3 separate regions of the Homo sapiens genome follow, and all the other regions are linked to region 3. A link is a contact called in ENCODE Hi-C or POLR2A ChIA-PET data. All regions are on one chromosome and are shown on one strand. The core of a region is the stretch at or near the end of the contact, and the rest is flanking DNA. Distances in the headings are between cores, read along the strand shown.

Evidence for each region. Hi-C counts contacts between places; a loop is a spot of excess contacts on that map. ChIA-PET counts read pairs that join two places held with the same protein, here RNA polymerase II (POLR2A). Pooled maps may share reads with other maps.
Region 1: a map of HepG2 shows a loop between it and region 3 (9-fold over the local background). The contact joins the promoter of GMPR here to the promoter of DEK in region 3. A Hi-C loop is called at or near these places in 1 of 168 maps with a recorded cell type or tissue (HepG2), 2 of 37 single-sample maps with no recorded cell type and 4 of 50 pooled maps. POLR2A ChIA-PET finds 5 or more read pairs at or near these places in 1 of 52 experiments (AG04449).
Region 2: a loop to region 3 is called in a map of breast epithelium, with 31 times the contacts of the local background. The contact joins the promoter of CDKAL1 here to the promoter of DEK in region 3. A Hi-C loop is called at or near these places in 1 of 168 maps with a recorded cell type or tissue (breast epithelium), 1 of 37 single-sample maps with no recorded cell type and 10 of 50 pooled maps.

Annotation. Positions count from the first base shown.
Region 1 is chr6:16,236,810-16,239,837 of GRCh38, reverse strand. GMPR (guanosine monophosphate reductase) reads right to left here and starts at 1,251. Exons shown (of 9, transcript NM_006877.4): 1 at 1,058-1,251. The coding sequence starts at 1,144. RefSeq lists silencers at 1,149-1,248, 1,369-1,468.
Region 2 is chr6:20,533,170-20,535,880 of GRCh38, reverse strand. CDKAL1 (CDKAL1 threonylcarbamoyladenosine tRNA methylthiotransferase) reads right to left here and starts at 1,424. Exons shown (of 16, transcript NM_017774.3): 1 at 1,307-1,424; 2 at 487-530. RefSeq lists enhancers at 1,226-1,305, 1,336-1,495.
Region 3 is chr6:18,263,169-18,265,869 of GRCh38, reverse strand. DEK (DEK proto-oncogene) reads left to right here and starts at 1,340. Exons shown (of 11, transcript NM_003472.4): 1 at 1,340-1,485; 2 at 1,874-2,027. The coding sequence starts at 1,883. It overlaps LOC124901270 (a long non-coding RNA gene), which reads right to left and starts at 1,338. Exons shown (of 2, transcript XR_007059486.1): 1 at 793-1,338; 2 at 1-140. RefSeq lists silencers at 980-1,259, 1,300-1,659, 1,720-1,779 and an enhancer at 1,665-2,216.

The DNA of each region.
Region 1 (3,028 bases), core at 2-2,501, 2.0 Mb after region 3:
TGGTTTAGTCATTGGCTAACGCGGAGGCTTCCCCAATCCAAGCAAGCCCTCGGCTGGCAGCCCCAGGCACTGCAGTTAGGCCTGGCACCGGAGTGGGCAGCGGACTTCTTTGCTGAGGGGATTTATTTATGGTCTTGTTTGTGGAGCTGAGTGGACGGAGCTGTGCAGGTTGGCCCAGCCTCCTCGTGTTTACTCCTTCAGCCCCAGCCTTCAACCGTGTCCGGTTTCCTCACCTTCCTCTCCAGCTCTCAGCAAAGCCAGTCACCAGCGCACACCACCCCGGGGCACTCTGCCTTTCAGGCAACTAGTTTATCCTTCAGGGACTGGCCTCCCTTCCCCCAGCCTCAGGCTATTTCCAGTCCGGTCTCCACCTGTTCCTTAGGATTTGAGGACATCCAGGCAGAACCAGGGAAATGCCCGAGGCTTCCAATTCGCCCCCACCTCTCTCACCCCAAAGCTTTCGAAACTCTTCTCCAGGGCTAGGCTGGGACCGCGGGCTGTCCAGTACCGCTGAGTCCCCAAGCCCCACTGCCAGCAAGGCCGCCAAACTCAGAAAGGAAACCCTGAACTTGTGCCCTGGGTTCTGGTTTTTCAGACGCGTTCACGAAGTTCCACCGCTGGACCCGAAGCGAAAGCAGCAGCAATTATCAGCACTAGGAGACGCAGCCAAAAATCACCGGGATCTGCAGTTGTTTTTCTCGTCCTCTCTCCCCTAGCTCCAGTTTCCTTTTCTTGCTATAAGCGCCCTCGTACCCCTATTCCTTCTAAACCAACTGGCCACTGGATCTCGCTCATCTGTGGTCGAGTTTCACTGTGAACTTCCCCTAGGCCACCCAACGGGACCGACGTGTAGAGAATTTCATGGGCCCCCGTATCACCGCCCTTAAAGACACCTCACGTCCTGGCAGGTGCTGGGGCGCGGGAACGGGGGCGCAGCGCCCCAGTCTCAAACACCAAAGCAGGCAGGGTAACCCGGTGCCACCCCCTTCCACCCACTTGCCCCGCGCCACCCGGAAAAAAAAATCCCACCCCACTGCGACTTCCGAACGTCCCCCACCTCGGCTCGGCTCTTGAGGCTGCTCCGCTTAGGTCGGAGCAGGACATCCTTGAAGTCGAGCTTGAGGTCCGCATCTATGCGGGGCATGGTGCAGCGGCTCCTGGCTGCGGCGGCGGCGACGGCGGGGCGGGGGCGCCTGCGCGGGGCGGCGCGGGGAGCGCCGGGGCTGCTGTGCCGCGGCCGGGAGCTGGCGTGGGCCGGGTGCGCACGCCGCGGTCTTAAACACGCCCCGCCGACCCGCGGTCACGCTTGGCCCGCCCCGGGCACCGCCTCCGCCTCAGGCAGGGGTTGAGAGGCAGACTGGTTAGGGACAGATTGGCGGCGAAGCCCTTCCTCCTCGCGCCGCCGCCCCCGTCCTTCCCCCTCAGGTGTACAGCCCGTGGCAGTGACCGAATGGGGACGGGGGAGGGAAATGCGCACCGTTCTGTTTGTCCCCAGGGTCCCCGATGGAGAGGGGACTTAGCGTGTGGCTGCCTTATCCAAGGGAAAAGTCGCTCCCTGAGAGCTTTTACTTTTTTTTTTTTTTTTTTGAGACAGTCTCACTGTCGCTCAGGCTGGAGTGAGTGGCGCTATCGCCGCTCATCGCAGCCTCGACTTCCTGGGCTCAAACGATTCTCATGCCTCAGCCTCCTCGAGTACAGGCGCACGCCGCCACACCCAGCTTATTTTAAAAATTATTTCCTAGAGGCGGGGTTTCACCATATTGCCCAAGCTGGTCTCGAGCCCCTGACCTCAAGTGATCCGCCTGCCTCGGCCTCCCAAAGTGCTGGGATTACAGGCGTGAGCCACCGTGCCCGGCGGATTCTCCTTTTTTAAAATTCAAGCCCGGTGTGCTCACCCAGTGTTGAGGAGCACGTCTCTCACTTGCCAAAGAACCAGAAACCCCAGGGAGGTTGTATAGAATTAAGGAAAAGAACGTGGGCAGTTAACTGTTTAGCTGTACTGGGATTGTGGAGGCCATGATTCCCTTTGGACTTGTTGTTAAGAGACAAGGTCTCACTGTGTTGCCCAGGCTGGTCTTGAACTACTGGGTTCAAGCAATCCTCCCGCCTCAGCTTCCCAGTGTTGGGACTACTGGCGTGAGCCACTGCGCCCAGCCTGGATTTCAGGATTTTTGTTTAAGAAAAACAGTGAGGTCTGTAGTCGACGCAGATCCTGAGATTTGAGGAGCCTGAGTCCCCTCTGAGGGTTACCAGTGATGTGAGTTCGAGGGGTTACCAGTGATGTGAGTTCATTGATTCACTTATTGACCTTACCGACCTTTTATTATACATTTGAAATGTGCTGCCGGGCTTCATGCATCATCTCATTCACTCTCAGAACAACCCAATGAAGAAAGAGCCATTTCACAGATAAGGAAAAACGAGGCTTCTATAAATGAAATAACTTGCCTAAGGCCGCAGAAAAATTCAATATAAATTTCTCAGTCCTTAAAACTTGCTACAACTATTCACTGAAGCTGCTTTTGTCCTGGAACATCTCTGCCTGAGTTTGAAACCTGGTTCCACCACTGTCTAGCTAGGTGACCTTAGGGGAGTCAATTTCTCTAAGTCTCAGTTTTCTCATAAAAGGGGTGGGGGCAGGAGGGGGGGTTAACCCTATCTCCTCCCTGGTTTTTGTGAGAATTAAAGTGTGTGTGTTTATGTAAGCACAATGTCTGTCCCATAGTAGTTGCTCAATGCATGGTAGTTACAGATTTGTAGTCACATGTTACATTATGTGCATTGTGTTTGTATTTTCAAACTAGAATGCTAACTGCACAAAGGCAAGAATCATCTTTCATTCTCTTCCATTTTTCTGCAGCCTCGAACTGAGCTAGCAACTGTTCTCCTTGAGCTAGCATGTGATAAGGCTGACCATAAAAGATACATCACAATATTCAATTTAACACAAATGTCTGAAGATGATAAAGGTCTCAGCCCATCCCACATGGTTTCATTAGCTATACCCCAAAGGAAGTTCATGAAGTTT
Region 2 (2,711 bases), core at 175-2,674, 2.3 Mb before region 3:
TGGAAATCCAAACCACAATAATACACCACTTCATACCCATTAGGATGGGTAGAATCAAAAAGACAAATAACTGTTGACAGGCATGTGGATTACATCACCCAGAGGGGAAGAAAAAGAGAACAGAGGTAGGAGAAGGTACAAGACCACGACTTGAGAGACTCCAAATTTAACTGCCAGATAAAGGAAAATCAGCTTATAATGGATTCCAAGAAGCAGCCACCAGACAAGGAAAAAAATCCATGGGCCATGGAAGGCAAATGAAAAGGGCATCTCAAAAAAGTGGACATGGTCAATGCTGGTGAATGAAAATGAAAGGTTAAGTAAAATAAATGAAAATATCTCTTCGATTTAATGCTATGTAAAGCACAATGTTTCCATAACATGATAGTGGCAAATAGCTAAAACATTAGGCTACCTCTCTGCATTTTCTAACATGCAGAAATACGCACAGCACTCAAACATAAAAGGTTTAAAATAAATCAGTACCTTAATTATCTGCAATTAGTCTAAAGTCCTCTTGAAAGATGAGTCTGGAAAATAAAAATTGATTAGGAAAAGTAAGCACCCAAAAAGTTCACAAAACCACTGTAAGGATTCTTTACTTAAAAGGAATCAGACTCCATAAAAGACTGCTTTATACAGCAGGATTAATGATGCTCCATACTACTTGTAACTTCTTACTGATTACAACAGGTGTGCTGACATCTGCCGTGACGGTGATCCAGTGTCTGGCTTTAGTAATAAATGTTGTATTCAGCACCGCAACACGTCTGCATAGTGCGAGTAACCAACCACTACAAAACAGGATTAAGTCAATAAGGTAGATAGACATCCAGATCACGTTCCATCCGAAAGATAACTGTCGTCCCGAGATTCAGAAAAAGGTTTTATGAGCAAAGAAGAACGAAAAGTGAAAAAGCAAGACACCTGCTTTTCTCAATAACTTCTGCTTAAATTCTTAACATACTGATCTGGGAAAGCTATATAACTGCGAAAGCCTTGTCACATCTACAAATTCACTAAGGTATAAAGTGGGAGAACAAATGAAGTTAAACCTGACAATAAGGAACGAGGTGCCTAAAATACTCCTAACTGGAGAGCGGCACCTGAGGCCAACGACCCTATCCTCGCTCCTGGAAGCCCCATCTGCCTCCCAATTCCCCCATCCCAGCTGGCAAATCCCCTTTTAACTGCGAAACAAATTTGCAAACAGCCCAAGAAAAACTGAAACTGGAGAAACAAGGCTTGGCCATAAAAGGAGCTGTGGCCACACTCTGCCCCACATGGACCCATCGGCCACCCTTACCCAGAAGTCGGGAAGTAAAAACCAGTCCAAAGTGAGAAAATCAACCCGCCACTCTCCGGAAGCTGCACAGACTTTAGATGGAGAGCGCCATGACACATACGTCCCGCCACGTTTATTTGCGCATGCTCAGCGACGGTGGCCCGAAGAGATCAAATTACATCATTGCTGAAAGCGCTAGTTCTGGTTTAACTTAGTTTAGGAATGACTACGCTTCAAGTTCCTTTGATTCCAAGAACTAAAATAACAACCCTGAGTCCTCGGGTTCCTAGAAATGCTTAATAGCCAACTTCTCCTAAGCTTTTATGTGTTAGACACTGTGCTAAGTACTTTGCATAAATATTATTCACTATTTATTTATTATTATTATTATTCCCAGTTTACAAAAGAGGACACTGGAAGTTTAAGGACTTAATCTAAGTTACTCTACTAGTCGTGCTGCGCTCTGGGCTGGATCCGATGCTGTCTGACTCCCAAAGAACTTGCTCTTTTCACTGCATTTTACTAGCCTCCTCAATCATTTGTGAAAAGAGGTCTCTTCTTTAATATTAAAAAAACAGGAAGGAAAGGATAAAGGTCAGTTGGTAGGTTTCACTTAATATACATCATTGAGCACCACACAAGTGTTTTTGTTTTTTGTTTTGGAAAACTTAGATGGCAGTTTAGCAGACACCTATGGAAAGAAAATACTTTTATGGAGTACGGATTCTCACCCGCTTTCTCTACATATGTTATCTCACTTTACTATTCGTTACCCAAGACACTGTATTTGACCATGTGTTTACCAGAAGAATATCTTTACTTGAAAAAGTAAAGGTAATAGGAGGCAATAGGCCATGAAGAAGGGTCAGAAATCGTGAGTTTTATGCCTGACTTAGGGTTTCATAGTGATTTGGGGCAATTACTTTGTTTTGCAAATGCCTTTCCTAGTACAATTTCATCTAATTAAAATGCCATCCATCTACTCAAGAGGCTGATGTGGGAGGATCACTTGAGCTCAGAAGTTTGAAAACAGCCTGGGCAACACAGTGAGACCCAGTCTCTAAAATAGATTTAAAAAAAAAAAAAAAAACCACCCTTTTCTCTGTTTATCCATATCCATAAAATAATCTAAACTGTGCCCTGGGGTCCACTGTTGTCTTTACCCACCTAAATTAAAATTGTGTATTTATGTTGCCCTACTTTTTTTTTTTTTTTTTTTTTTTTTTTAGATAGGGTCTTCTTCTGTCACCCAGGCTGGAGTACAGTGTTACCATCACAGCTCACTGCAACCTCTCCCTCCTAGCCTCAAGAGATTCTCATGCCTTAGCCTCCCAAGTAGCTGGGACTACAGGTGCACACCACCATACCCATCTAATTCCATCTCTTTCACTAGACCAAAAGTAGGCCCTGGGTTATCTTCTTGGTT
Region 3 (2,701 bases), core at 91-2,590:
ACCCCCCTGCAGAAAGGAGCAACCCACTTCAGGTCTCAGGAGAGCTGTTCTGTCCCTCAGTGAAGCTCCTGTCCACCTTGCTCACCCTCCAGTTGTTTGCGTGCCTCACTCTTCCTGGACACAGGACCAGAACTCAGGACCTGCCAAATGGTAGGATTGAAAGAGCTGTAACACAAATAGGGGTGAAACACAACCCCCCACTCCCAACCACGTTGCAGGCAGCAAGAAGGAGAGATGAGCTGTGGAGTGTGGATAGGATTTGAGTGGGATAAATAGTGTGGAAAATGGCATACCGTTTGAGGGTAGAAATGACACTATTCGCGTATGTTTTGGAAGGGGAACAAAAGGAAAAGGGAAGATTCAAAGGAAATGTCTAATTTTTGTCCTGCAACCCAGAGTCCAGGCAAATTTCACTGATCACATTTCTATTAAGTCCACTGAGTACAAGGATCCTTCAGGTGAGCTAGTGGTTGAAGAGTTGGGAGAAAATAAAGGAAATCACATACAAAAGAAGGCAGCATTGAGCAGGGAAGATACTGCTTTGAGTGTCTGCAGTGTTGAATGTGTAAAAAGCATCTGCATAGATGACCTAGAACTCTGGGAGAAGGGTCTGGACCCGGCCAAATAACATATTTCCTCTATTATAAAACAGAGAGTGTGTGTGAGAGAGGAGAGGAGAAGGAATGGGGTGGGAGGGAGCCTCTCCCCTTATATTTACAGGGGTGTAAATCTATGTGGCTGGCTATGTGAACCTTTAACGTGGCAGGTAGGATCTTTTTCCTTTCGGTGCACCTTACAAGCGATGCGGTCCTCAGAAATACAGATTTGGGAGTTATCTATCACCCAGCATGATTTCTGGAGCATTGATGAGACCGCTGATTAATTCTCCTCCGCCTCAGAGTAACACTGTCGATAGCGACTTCGGAGATCTCTAAACTTCTTTACCGCGCCCGCCGCGCCCCTCCGCGGCCCGGGACTGCTCATCATCTTTTCCAGGAAGCGACCGTGGAAACAATAAACACGCAGGCCCCCTAGCGTCCTTCCGTTCCGCGCTGCCAGGCCGCCTCGCCTCCCGCTCCCGCCCGCCCCGCGGGACACAGCCCGCCCGCACTCCGGGGCCCGAGCGCCGACCACACTCCAGGCGCAGCCGGGGAGAGCCCCGCGCGCGCATCCCTCCGCCCGCGGCCGAGGCGACCCCTCGCGGTCCCGCCCGCCCGAGCTTCCCGCGGAGGCACCCGGCCGCCCCGCCTCCCCCGCCCCGCGCCCGCCAACTCCCAGCTCGCGGCCCTGATTGGTCGCCGCATTCCCGCTCTCCTTCCCGAACCGCCATTTTGAAAATCTTGTTGATTCTGGGGAGCCGAGCGCGCGGCGCGAGCGTCACGCCAGACAGCGGCCCGCGCGCCTTCTCCTCGGCGTCGGCCGCCGCCGCCTCCCAGAACCTCCTCGTGCCCTCGCGTGCCAGGCCCGCGGCGGCCGAAATCCGCGGTAAGGGCTGCTTCGGGACGCCGGAGGCCCGGTCGCCCCTGCCGCGGCCGACGGGGGAGGGACGCGGCCATTTGGACGGCGGCCTGGGGCGGGGGAGGGGACGTGGAGGGCCGGCAGCTCGGGCCGGGCCGGGAACAGCGCAGGCCGGGCGGGCGCGCGCGCACGCGGGGCAGCGGGCGCGGTTTCCCGCCTCGGGAATCCCTGGACGGCGGCGGCGGAGCGGGAGGGAAGCCGCCCCTGGGGACTGAGCGCTGCGGTCCCGGCTATGGGAGGAGGCAACTTTCAGGGCAGGTGTCCCGCGGGAAGGGTAGCATCATTCAGGGTGGCCGCCCGGTCCTGCCTGCGGGAGTAGGAGGACCGAGACGTCCGGCTTTCTTCCCGCATGCAGGTTCACAGCATGTCCGCCTCGGCCCCTGCTGCGGAGGGGGAGGGAACCCCCACCCAGCCCGCGTCCGAGAAAGAACCCGAAATGCCCGGTCCCAGAGAGGAGAGCGAGGAGGAAGAGGACGAGGACGACGAGGAGGAGGAGGAGGAGGAAAAAGGTGGGGGGAGTCGCATCCCAACTGATGAATTTTTCAGACCGAAGTTTTTTTGTATTTTTCACCCAGGAAACAGTTTTCTTGCTCTTTTGGTGTTTAGAGGCGTGAAGTCGGAGTGATTTTCAGCGAGAATGTGTGCACAATTTATCTGCTTTTGTTTTGAGCGATGGCGTAGAATTGACTTTGTGTATTCCGGTTTTTAAAGTATTTGTTAGCGTGGTAGAGATGTATTGGAGTGCAGCCGACTTCTCGTCCGCTCTAAACGTTCGTTAACATTTCATCATTTGACGGGAAGTTTGTAGGTCTTGGATTTGATTTTTTTTTTTACCTGTGTGTGTGCACCTTTGAAGTTGCTAAGTGGATGTTCTAATTTTGTCCTTTTCATTACACATCTTTTGCCTTTTGAAGTTATTGTAAGGTCTTGGTGCAGCCCGTTAAGACTGAAGTTATAAGGCTAGACCCGGAAGTATTTGAATACTTTCGAATATTTTTACATTTACCAAAAAGTTTCCCTCCCTGGCAAACAGCGGTGAAAGCTGTTGCTACTTGAGAAAGTAGTTAAAAATGAAGAAAGTGAACTCTGAAAGAAAGTTAAATGTGAGCCCAGCACTGTCTCGGTTTCGAACCTGTGTCTGTTTTAAGGGAGGGCGATATGAGCCCTGATTTGACTGGAGGTG